2 separate regions of the Homo sapiens genome follow, and region 1 is linked to region 2. The links are chromatin contacts, found by Hi-C or POLR2A ChIA-PET in ENCODE. All regions are on one chromosome and are shown on one strand. Each heading gives the region's core, a stretch centred on a gene start or an enhancer-like site at or near the end of the contact. The rest is flanking DNA. Distances are from core to core; before and after follow the strand shown. Region 1 overlaps TOM1L2 (target of myb1 like 2 membrane trafficking protein). Region 2 overlaps RAI1 (retinoic acid induced 1).

Region 1 (6,183 bases), core at 1,420-3,919, 110 kb after region 2:
GACAGTAAAAGGAAGGAAAGGACCCTCTCCTCATCCCTGCTAATGTCCCAGACTCTTAAGGCCTGGGGACAGGGAGGTATTTTTGGGACTGGGAATCTGTGGCTTACAGAGATTATGCAAAAATAGGAGGGGAAATTTGGCACCCCTGCCAGAAAGAAAGCGTGTGGCCTTGTACTGTCTGATTCACAAAGGCTCGGCAGGTCACAAGAGGAAGACATGAGCTGTTACACAGGTAGGGGCTGGGGTGGACAGCAGGCTTGGCTCGGCTGGTGACTCCTCACCATTCCTTGGGTTATAAGCCAGCTGTCTATGGGCTCCAGGTCAGACTCCCCACCTCTACCTCTCTTCTGGGCCGAGGACAGAAAAGTCTCAGAAAGAAAAGTCACAGCAAGACCCATGAGAAAGAAGTCAATAGCACATATTGTGGAAACAGAAAAGTCACTCTTCAGACGTGATCCTTTGCCACGTAAGGAAATGTGATGCCCTGCTCCCAACCTCCACCCCAGCACGTCCCCCTTACCTGCCTGGAAAAAAGAAGAAAAGTTTAGTAACCAAGAATCCCAACAGGATAACACATACTCATGCCAACTACTCCCGTGCCCTTGGAAAATCTCCAGGAGATCACAGAAGGTTGACCAGAGCCGCTTCTCTCAATTACGGCTATCAGGGTTGGGAGGGGGTCAACTTTTCAAAGAACCAGCTTTTACAAAAGCAATTCTACTTTTTTCTTTTTCCTACATTTTTTTTTTCTCTTTTCTAGTGGCATGTGTATTCTTTTTCTAAACTCTTGAATACTAAATTTAGGTGTATTATTGCCTTTTAAAATATTTATTTGAGATGAGGTCTCACTGTGTTGCCCGGACTGGTCTCAAAAACTCCTGGGCGCAAGTGATCCTTCCGCCTCAGCCTCCTGAGTAGCTAGAATGACTTTTTCTTTTTCTCTTTTTGAGATGGAGTCTTGCTCTGTCACCCAGCCTGGAGTGCAGTGGTGCGATCTCGGCTCACTGCAACCTCCGCCTCCTGGATTCAAGCAATTCTCTGTCTCAGCCTCCCAAGTGGCTGGGATTACAGGTACCTGCCACCACACCTGGCTAATTTTTGTTTCTGTTTTTTTGAGATGGAGTCTAGCTCTGTCGCCAGGCTGGAATGCAGTGGCACGATCTTGGCTCACTGCAACCTCTACCTCCTGGGTTCAAGCAATTCGCCTGCCTCAGCCTCCCAAGTAGCTGGGATTACAAGCATGCGCTGCCACGCCCAGCTAATTTTTGTATTTTTAGTAGAGATGGGGTTTCACCATGTTGGCCAGGACGGTCTCAATCTCCTGACCTCGTGATCCACCCACCTCAGCCTCTCAAAGTGCTGGGATTACAGGCGTGAGCCATTGTGCCCGGCCCTAATTTTTGCATTTTTATTAGAGACAGGGTTTCACCATCTTGGCCAGGCTGTTCTTGAACTCCCACCTCGGCCTCCCAAAGTGCTGGGATTACAGGCGTGAGCCACTGCGCCCAGCCCTGGGATGACCTTTTCTTGACTGACTTGGTTGGATTTGATTTGTAGAGGTGCGGCTACACGATTTTCTCCCATTCATTTTATTTTATTTATTTTTGAGACGGAGTTTCACTCTTCTTGCCCAGGCCCGAGTGCAATGGCATGATGTCGGCTCACTGCAACGTCCGCCTTTGGGTTCAAGCGATTCTCCTACCCCAGCCTCCTGAGTAGCTGGGATTACAGGCATGTGCCACCATGCCCAGCTAATTTTGTATTTTTAGTAGAGATGGGGTTTCTCCATGTTGGTCAGGCTGGTCTCGAACTTCCGACCTCACGTGATCCGCCCGCCTCGGCCTCCCAAAGTGCTGAGATTACAGGCATGAGCCACTGTGCCCAGCCTTCCCCTTTTTTATTGTGTTCTTAATTTCTCCCTTGGCCTCGTTTTCATTTCGAGGTCAGCATGGCTTGGGATGGGACAAGGTAACCTGAAATGCTGCAGGTGGGCAAGAATATGTGTAGACACACACAGACACACACAGCCCACATGCTCTGCTGCCCTGTATCGCTAAGGCTGTGGCCATGGCATTGCCCCATGGAGCAGCAAACATGAAAAGCAATCTGATGGCCGGGCATGGTGGCTCACATCTGTAATCCCGGCACTTTGGGAGGCCAAGACGGGCAGAGTGCCTGAGGTCAGGAGTTCGAGACCGACCTGGCCAATATAGTGAAACCCTGTCTCTAGTAAAAACACAAAAATTAGCCGGCTGTGGTGGTGGGCACCTGTAATACCAGCTACTCAGGAGGCTGAGGCAGGACAATCGCTTGAACCTGGGAGAGGAAAGCTGCAGTGAGCCAAGATCGCGCCACTGCACCCCAACCTGGGCGCCAGAGCGAGACTCCATCTCAAAAAAAGCAATCTGCCTACTGCTGGGTGGAAAACCTGCTGGAGTCATCAGGACCTTTGAAAACAGGGAGCTAGTCCAAGCCACACACACAAAGGGTGAAGGGCGGGAAGTCACTCACATCTCCTGGGCTCAGACCCAGGCCTGGGCGCTGATAATGGCAGGGGTGCAGCAGGACACACCCTGGCATGGACAAGGCAGGTCCTGGACCCAGAGTGAGGGACAAATGAGGTCAGCCTCATAGGGGCACAACAGGGCTGCTCCCAGTGCAGGCCAGGGTTGGCCACGAGGAGGGGATGTCCTCACCAGGCAGTATCCTGGTAGGCCCCTGGCTGGGCTCTCTAATGCCCACGCTGGGGCAGGTGGGAGGACATTCTAAGTAATGGGAGAATCAGAGCCATGAGCACTGCATTGATTTTGAGTGTCCCAGTCTCAGGGGTTCAGGTGGCACTGCCCACTCCTGTGGAAAGGCACGGCACTGAGGACCCAAGGCAGCCAGCTGGCTCTTCTGCGCCCTCTGGTGACCAGTGCAGAGGGATGCATGCCCTCAGATCCACCAGGTGAAGACCAGCATGGATGAGGGAGTGAGTCCCTTCCCCCAAGAAGGAGCATCCCGTGGAAACCAGCACTGCTGCCTGCCTGGGCCCATTGGACAGGGGCTTCAGAAGGCTAAAAATTGGGACCCAGTAAGCAAACAGCCCTTTGCAAACCTTCCTGTCCAGTGGACAGATGATCACTGCCCTCTCTAGCCCAGCTGGGGGACCCAGACAGGAGTTCCAGCTGTTGTCGGCAGCTATTCCAAGGACCCTCCTCCTCCCTGCCCCTGCAAACAGACGTGCATTCATACACATTTCTTTGTTAGGCAAAAACAAAAATCTCATGAGAAGCATTAAGACACACATTCTTTCCCCTTCAGTAATCCGAAATTGTACAGAAAGCATGGTTATGTTTGGGGAGGCCCAAACACATACCATTCCCTCCACTTCACTGTGCCGCACCCCCTCACCGCCACAGGACACCCTCCCAGCCACCACCCAACTGCACCAGCTCTGTAAACAAACCCTGGCTCTCGAGTGCCTTCTAATGGGGTTGGTACTGCTCTGCTAGGCCAGTGACAAATGGCCATCAGAGATGTGGCTCGGGTCAGCATTGTCCTTCCTGGTGCAGGCCATGGTTTTATCAGAGCACTGACCACCCTGTGGCACTGTAACAGGTGACCATAGGAGACTTGTGCCTGGAGAACTTGGGGCCACTGTGGTAGGAACAGCAGGGGTTCTGGAAATGGACACTAATCCTAGGATTGGAACCCCAGCTTGCTGTCTGCTCTCTGGGTGTCTCAGCCTGTCTCCCACCTGCCTGGGACTGTTTTCTCTTGGGTGGATTGGGAAGCTCATGTGTGGCCTCATCTCACGGGGTGAGGTGAAGACTCAATGAGGCACTACCTGGGTTCCACGGGGTGTCCCCCGTGGGTCTCTCCCCCAGGGTGTCCCTGCCCCCTGTGCAAGCCAGTTTCTGCTGAATTACCCAGCCAGCTTTGCCAAACCACCTGACTTTCCCTCCAGAAGACTCCAGGCAGAAAAACAGGGTTAAAGACCTACCCCTTCTGAACTCTGTTTTCGATTGTCTAGTGCAGAAGCAAGTCCTCCGACAGCCTGAGGATCCTCATAGGTTACCCTGGAGATGAAGAAGCAGCACAAGCAGAGTTCATTTTCCTCCAGTGGTCATGGAGGGATGGGGTAGTGGCCTGTAATCACTTCTATCCTATGGTCCTTCCTCAGATGTCCTTGGAAAAACATTTCCTGAAACCTTGACATTGAGCAGAGGCTAAGGGCTCATGTTGTCTGTCTCCCTGCAGTGGATGCTAGGAGGCCTGGGTCCTAGCTCAGGCTGAGCCACTAATCTCTGCGATCTCAGATTTTGTGCACCTCAACATCCCTCTCTTGAGTAACAATACTGAGCATCTCTGAAGCTGAATGTCCAAAGTGCCCTAATACTCCTCAGAGGGAAGACTAGATAAACACAAAGTAACATTAATTCTTATTTTATTAGCAGCAGCCTCAGTGGCATTTGACAGGGAAGGTGGTCTCTGGGACCCGGGCCTGTCACTGATTATGGGAGGTCTTCCTCCACTCTCCGACTCCTTTAGCTATATCTGTTTTACAATCAACCTTTGGTGGTGAAGGGTACATGGGACCTTGGGTTTCTGCTTACCCTACTGAGCCCCAAGCAGGACTCAGGGTGCTGAGTGCACCAAGATGCTGGGTCCCTGGGAAAGGTGGGAAAAAGTGTGTTTCACCCGCCTTTAGGCTGAACAGAAAGCTCAAAACATGTACAGTGCCTCCCTGAGATGTAGGAGATTCTCTCTTTTGGAATCAACTCCCTGAATTCCAGATGGCTCATCCTAGCCAGAGCTGCTATCAGAGGAGCCTCTGCTCTGACCACTTATTTTAGTCAGGAAAATCTCGCTGTAAGGAATGGGTTCACCCTGCATGGCTGCACCCTCCTGCTTCCAAGCTTCTCCTGTGGATGAGGGGCCAGGCAGGGTGGTGTCTGCAGCAGCAGCAGCATGGGGAGAAAAGAGAAAAGCTGTCTCTTACAACTGACAGGAGAAATCACACTCCAATCAACCCCAAGGGCAGGAGAGTGTGTGTGTGTTTGGGGGGGTGGGGGAGGAGGTGGGCAGTTGGTATTTATTCAGTATCTGCATCTAATGCCAAGTCCTTACAGCCATGCTTTAAAGTTCCTGGCAGTCCTGGACATGGTAAATAAATGCCTTTTTGTGCTGGCCTGTGACCAGGCATGGGTCAATCCCCCCAATATCTTTAGAGAGCCACTAAAAGGGGCCCCACATACGTCTTGCGCTGCTCAGCCAAGGAGTTTCCTCTCGTCTGGGCAAACATGTCAAAGCCGTCACGGGGATTACATTGCTGGAGTGAACTGAGGGTGCCACTGACGCTCTCTGTCCCCAAGTCTGTGGCAACAAAACAAATGGGTGGCAGATGAGAACAAAATGTAGACTGTAGATCTGATGAAGGGCCCCCAAGCTAGGACGCCAGCCAGGTGGGTTTAGGTTCCATGGGGAGGGTGGGGCGGGACTTTCCTTGGTACTCCCAGTGCACCACATGCCGGAGGAGCCAGGGCGGGCCAGATGGGGGACAGAACAGCCACTGCCCCTCAAACTGCTCAAGGAGGCGAAAGAGTCATAACAAAAAAGAGATTGCTGGGGTGACAAGGCAGGGACTGGCGCCAGTGCACCTGCAGATTTTCCATAATGCCCTTCTCGCTTGGGCTCCTCATTAACTCAATCACAATGTCCAAGGACCTGGAACATCTATTTATTCAGCAAATATTTCTTAGGTACCCACCATGTTCAGAGCTAGATCTTGAGTAGACCAAATTGAATCTGATATGGTCCTCAGCTTCAAGAAGGTCAGAGTGGGCAAGAGACAAGCCACAGCAGTGCTTGGCTTGAGACATCAGGAAAGACTCAAAACCAACACAACAGTGGGTCTGTAAGGATAATGAGGAGGATGCTGTGGGGAGAAGGGGAAAGGCAGATAAAAAGGCACGGGGTTTGGAGGCCAGGGTGTGTGAAGTGAACAACGCTCACAGGAAAAAATTTGTGGAGGAAGTGGCTGGTAATACCTCAAATGCCAGGTAAAGGAGTGGGTGGGAAGACACTAGACTTTTTTTTTTTTTTTTTTTTAAAGAGACAGAGTCTTACTCTCTTGGCATGATCATGGCTCACTTTAGCCTTGACCTCCCGGGCTAAGTGATCCTCCCACCTTGGCCT
Region 2 (5,807 bases), core at 85-2,584:
GGCATCCCTCTGGGCTCAGCCCCTGCCTACCAGGCCACCATTGCCCCTTTCTTGGCCAGCAGATCCTCCACCAGCACCTGTCAGCCCCGAGCACTGGAAACGGCAGCCGGCGGGGCCTTTGTGCTTCAGGATTCCTTCTCCAGGGACACGGGTGATAGCCAAGCCCGGCAGATGCCCCCGGGGGTGCCACCGTGCCCCCACTCGCCATCTCCGATGCTCAGCTGCTCCCCAGAATGAAAGACCTTGTCACAAAGGGAGGCAGGGAGAGGATGCGCTTCCGTGCCGCAGCCCATCTGGGAGCCAACGTTATTTTCCTGATTGAAGGAAACATCTGTTCAGTCCTCTTTCAGAGCGAGGCAGGCAGCGGACTGGGTCGGTCTGGCTCTGGGCAGGAGGTAGAGAACCTGGGCTGAGCCCAGAGCCCCTGCCCTAAGGGGTTTAAGAGGAGCTACCACCGTTCTCTGTCCCTCCCTAAACTGGGAGTTCAGGAGCTCCTGCCATCCCCTTAAGAAGCCTCGGTCACTGCCTCCCCCAAGGATGGGGGCTGCTGGGGCAAAAGCCATCGCCTGTCCCAGAGCACCATATGTGTTTTCTTTTTTTTTCTTTTCTTTTCTTTTTTTTTTTTTTTTTTGAGATGGAGTTTCGCTTTTGTTGCCCAGGCTGGAGTGCAATGGTGCTATCTCGGCTCACCACAACCTCCGCCTCCCAGGTTCAAGCAATTCTCCTGCCTCAGCCTCCCAAGTAGCTGGGATTACAGGCATGCACCACCACGCCCGGCTAATTTTGTATTTTTAGTAGAGAAGGGGTTTCTCCATGTTGGTCAGGCTGGTCTTGAACTCCCGACCTTGGGTGATCCGCCTGCCTCGGCCTCCCAAAGTGCTGGGATTACAGGCATGAGCCACCACGCCCAGCCCCATGTGTTTTCTGAGGACTCCTTCATTATTTCACACACACACTAGAGCCATGTTTTTGAAAGATACGGCTGCCAAACAAACTGCATTTATTACATAATGATTAATTCATCGCCCCCATTTCTTATTAATCAAAGACATCCATAACTGCCTATCTGAGCTTTGAGTTGGGGAGAGAACCAGCGGGGCCTCAAGCTGACAGCCTTCCCACCCAGATCAGGGGCACTGGTAGATTTGTGTCAGTGGAGCCTCATTTGGGGTAAATGCACAGTACCCCTGAGGTTTCTAGAAGAAATGGAGACAGCTCACAGACCCCCACACGTCACCTCCCCAAACCCCTGGGGCTGCCTGGGATGTTTTATAACCCCTTCTCCAGCCAGCCCTGAGCTCAGGCTGGCTGCTTGGCACTTAGCCACTGGCTGACTAGTGGCCTGTCAGAGGATGTGGAAGATGGGGTGGGCCAGTCCCTGTTGCTGGAGGCTGCAATTAGTGGCAGCCTGGGAAGGAGACTGAAGCCTGGGCTGAGGTCAGGACCACTGGGCAGAGCTTGAGGTGAGGGCAACCGACATAGGGCTGTCCTGGCAGCCCATCCTGGGCTGAGAACGAATTCTAGGGTTCCAGGGGCATTTGACACGAGGCCGGCCACACTCTGAGGTTAGGGGCTTTTTCAAAGATAGTTTGGTGGCAGGGGCCTAGAGTATGGGGAGTGCCGACTGATTGGGTTGGAGCTGCCCTCTTGTGCTTAGTCGCTTCTAGATGGAGGCCACAGGAGTGCTTGGTAGGTCCAGGTGGAGCCATCAATTGTCAGACATGCAAAAAACTTGAAAAGATATCTCAAAAGGGCCAGTCTGGCTGGGCACAGTGGTGCATGTCTATAATCCCAGTGCTTTGGGAGGTAGAAGCAGGAGGATCTTTGAGCCCAGGAGTTTGAGACCATCCTGGGCAACACAGTGAGACCCCATCTCTACAAAAAATTTAAAAAATTAGCTGAGCATGGTGGAGTGTGCCTGTGGTCCCAGCTACTTGGAGGCTAAGGCTGGAAGATCACTTGAGCCTGGGAGGTCGAGGCTACAGTGAGCTGTGATCGTGCGACTGCACTCCAGCCTGGGCGACAGAGCAAGACCAGTTCTACCTGGCTAGGGTGGCCCCAGAGTCATGGCGGAAGGCGAAAGGCATGTCTTACATGGTGGCAGGCAAAGAATGAGGACACCCAATCTTCTTTACTCATTCATCTAACACTGACTGTGTGGCCTGGCACCCACCAGGAATGTCCCTGCCCTCAAAGTCTTTACAGGCTGTTGGAGATGGGGCAGATGCCCAAATAAGTCATTGTTGTCCCAGGTAGTGCCATGCCAGGGGCCATCCAGGGAGCTGAGGGCCCAGTAAAAAGGCACTTAAACTCAAATGCATGGAGAAGGGGACAGCCAGGGTGTGATTAGGGAAGACTTCCTGAAGGAGGTGCTGCTCCGAGAAGGTTGATTGGGTGGTTTTTGTAGGGGTTTTCTTGTTTCCACTTTTTAAATAACTACTTCATGCCACATGCTATTAGGTGCTTTTCACATACATCGTCATGTTTAATTTGTACCAACAACCCTGTGAGATAGGAAATAGCTTCCGTATGTTAGCAGTGAGTAAGCTAAGGATCAGAGAGGGGAGGTTGCTTGGACAACTGGCTTAGCCATGATTAGAACTCCAATAGGTTCTTAAATGATGATAGAAAAGGTGTAGGAGGATGGGAGCCGAGGCTGGCATACCTGGCAGAAGAAACAGTGTACGCACGCGTATGTCGGTGGGGCACTGTGGTGTGGAGGGCTGCAGGGCTTGGTAGCACTGGAGTGAGCAGAGGCGAGCCTGAAAGCTGGCGGCAGGGACCTCAGGGGCCATGACAGGTATGTGAGTCAAGGGAGTGATGTGGTCCCGCTACAAATCACTGGGGGCTTCAGCCCCTAATGGGACCTCCTCTAGCTGCACCCCCCTCCCTGCCTGTGCCCTTTTTGGCACCTGGTGGCAGGCACACCTCAAAGAACTGCTGCATCTGTTCCTGCTTCTGACCTCAGGAGACAGCAGCAGGGCTGGCATGGAGCATCAGGGAAATGCACAACAACACATCAGCCCCTGGGGGCCTCCTGGATCTCCCCACGAATCCTGCAATACCCTTCACAACCATCCCCGTCCAGAAAGAGGCTGAATGGCGGCCAGCATCTGCCCGTCAGCAGAGAGTTCCCGCTCTTAGCACCAGCTCGCCTGAGCTGCCTCCAGGGACAGTCCTGCCCGCCTCCCCAGAGAGCCAGTGCTTCCGCTGCCGCCTAATAGCTCTCCCGGCTGGAGACGACTCTTGATATTTAGCCTGCGTGGCAGGAGCCTTAATAGCAGCAACTCTCCCTCCCTGCTCCTGCCTCCTGAGCCCCAGAGACAGCTCTGCTCACCTCCTAGCCGGCATCCTCCACGCACTGCCTAGGCATCAGGCGGAGGTCTTTCTGCCCACTCTTGGTAACATCAAGGAATGAATGAGCATCCAGGAGCACTTCGAGTGTGCTATTTTCTCCTCTGAGATTCAGAGATGCCCTTTGAGAGGCTATTAGCATGGCCACAATTTAAATATGAGGAAACTGAAATTCAGAGAGGGGATGTGATGGAGATGGCTCACTTTCGCTTCATCTTCCCCCCCTCTTGGTACCAGGAAGTGGACCATGCTCCTTCAGGCCTCAGGATCTTTGCCTCTGCTGGTCTTTCTTGCCTGGAACTCTCTCTCCTCCTTCTCTCTCATAGATCTCATCTCAGAGAAGCCTTCCTGCCCTGGTTTATTTACTAAGGTTGGTCCTTCTTGCCATACTGTAAGCTCCATGAAAGTGGGGAGTTCCCCTACCTTCTGTTGCTCCCCTCTGTATCCCCAGCACCCAGCATAGGGCATGTAGCTCCACTAGGGCCTCATTAAGTATTTATTGAATGAGCAAATGAGTGAATGGATAAGCACATGCCTGTACTAGTTAGGGTAAGATCAGCTGCAGCAACAAACCAACCTAGCATTTCTAGATGGAGGTTTGTATTTCCGGAGGATGGTGAGTATTTCTGGTGGGTGGAGGTTTCCTCCACATGGCAATGTGGCCGGGGCATGGTCTGCATCAAGCTGGCTTAGTGTGGAGGGTCCACCCTGGAAGGAGATATCACTTGCATTCACATTCCATTGGCTGGAGCACAGTCATGTGACCATGCCCAGCTGCAAGGAAGGCTGGGAAATGTAGTCCAGCTGTGGCTCCAAGGACGGAGAACAGGTTTTCGTGACTCCAAATCTTCCCATAGGTTGCTGTATTGGTCTCTCTAATCAGCAGAGCCAACCGTTACCGAGTCCTTGTCACTATACCCTGTTGTAAGCCCTTTTCTCAAATTAGTCCATTTTATTCTTACAACAGCCCTACAGGAGGGTATTATAATTAGCCCAGTTTACTGATGAGCAGGCAGGGGCTCAAATGACATGTTAAGGGGAAAATACCCATTAGAAACATGATGGGCCGGGCACGGTGGCTCATGCCTGTAATCCCAGCACTTTGGGAGGCCGAGGCGGGTGGATCACCTGAGGTCGAGAGTTTGAGACCAGCCTAACCAACATGGAGAAACCTTGTCTCTACTAAAAATACAAAATTAGCCGGGCATGGTGGTGCGTGCCTGTAATCCCAGCAACTTGGGAGGCTGAGGCAGGAGAATCGCTTGAACCTGGGAGGCGGAGGTGAGCTGAGATTGCACCATTGTACTCCGTCTCAAAAAAAAAAAAAAAAAAAAAAAAGAAAAGAAACACATGATGGGTGTCTGGAGATGCAGCAGCCAAAGGCTGAGACCCTCACCCCTGACTCCACCAAACATTACAGATATTCAAATAGACAGGCCAGTGTCCAGAAGAAATTTATGCGGGCTGAGCCACAGTTGCTGGCCTTTGTTTTCTCTGGTTTTGTGCTTGTCCAAGGGTGGGGAGGTGGTTGAGTACATCTCTCTGAGGGTCTGGGCCAGGGCTCAGCACTTCATCATTTCAGCTGTCCATATTTGGAGGGCATCTGTTTCCTTCCGCCTTCCACAGAGGAGGAAGATGGGTACACATGTGGCTAGTAACCATTAGCCGTCGACTTCCGGTTTTGTCTTTCTGGCTCTTTATGATTGACAAGTGCTGGCATGTTGGCCTTTCTGCCCCTTAGCAGCCCTCCATGCAGGAAAGCGGGAGGGAGGGGTGTGTGGCCAGTGCTAGGATGGGGTCTGTATGGAAGAGTAGCTCCAGGAAGTGGAGCCTCATCAAGGCAGGTAGCCCACGCTTCCCGAGGAGGTGACATTTGGTCGGGCTTTGAAGGCTAAGGTGGGAGTCTGTCAGACTGAAAAGGAAAGGCATGCCAGGCAGAGGGGCCTGTGCAAAGGCTAAGAGAGCCTGGCTTCTCGGCTCCTGTGTCTGCTTTGCCCCTAGAGCTTGCCCAGAACAGTGACCTAAGTCTGAGATCCTTCCGACCCACACTGCAGAGGGAATGTCTCCTAAAACTACTGTTTATCTCACCTCAAGCTGGTGTTTTCCCCTTGTCCGTAGAGAAGGAAAGGGTAGCAAAAAAAGAAGGAAGGTGAGGAGGGAAAGTGAACAGAGAGCGACTGGACTGAGCACCTGCTGGCTTGCTCTGCTGTGTCACTGCCATAACTCTTCCCTAGCTATGCACCGTGGCCCCTTGCTCTCCTGCGGGCACACTACTGCCTTGGGCCTTTGCACGCACTGGCCGCCTGTCCTGCCTGCAGTGCTCTTCCTGGAGAGCCACAGGGCCGATTCCTCCTTCTCCTTAGAGTCTTCTCTCAAATTACCTCTCTTGATGAGGCCTGCCAGACCACCTTATTTAAAACTACGAACCTAGTACCCGTTCCCCTTAGCGAATG

The links. A loop is a pair of places that touch in the nucleus more often than their neighbours do. ChIA-PET counts read pairs that join two places held with the same protein, here RNA polymerase II (POLR2A). Pooled maps may share reads with other maps.
Region 1: a loop to region 2 is called in a pooled map, with 3 times the contacts of the local background. The contact joins two enhancer-like sites. A Hi-C loop is called at or near these places in 2 of 168 maps with a recorded cell type or tissue (CD8-positive, alpha-beta T cell and naive thymus-derived CD4-positive, alpha-beta T cell), 2 of 37 single-sample maps with no recorded cell type and 11 of 50 pooled maps. POLR2A ChIA-PET finds 5 or more read pairs at or near these places in 7 of 52 experiments (activated CD4-positive, alpha-beta memory T cell, activated T-cell, activated naive CD4-positive, alpha-beta T cell and 2 more).

Annotation. Positions count from the first base shown.
Region 1 is chr17:17,857,488-17,863,670 of GRCh38, forward strand. It overlaps TOM1L2 (target of myb1 like 2 membrane trafficking protein), which reads right to left. Exons shown (of 15, transcript NM_001082968.2): 11 at 5,244-5,361; 12 at 3,989-4,064. Among named protein-coding and RNA genes, the nearest start is that of SREBF1, 24 kb to the left of the region's middle. RefSeq lists enhancers at 1,338-1,838, 2,612-2,661. Within about 2 kb of position 2,670, at least 10 of the 41 ENCODE cell types and tissues checked have a DNase peak (open chromatin) inside an H3K27ac peak, as active enhancers do.
Region 2 is chr17:17,746,022-17,751,828 of GRCh38, forward strand. The region is part of intron 2 of RAI1 (retinoic acid induced 1); the gene reads left to right. Among named protein-coding and RNA genes, the nearest start is that of RAI1-AS1, 17 kb to the right of the region's middle. RefSeq lists an enhancer at 5,600-5,719. Within about 2 kb of position 1,335, at least 6 of the 41 ENCODE cell types and tissues checked have a DNase peak (open chromatin) inside an H3K27ac peak, as active enhancers do.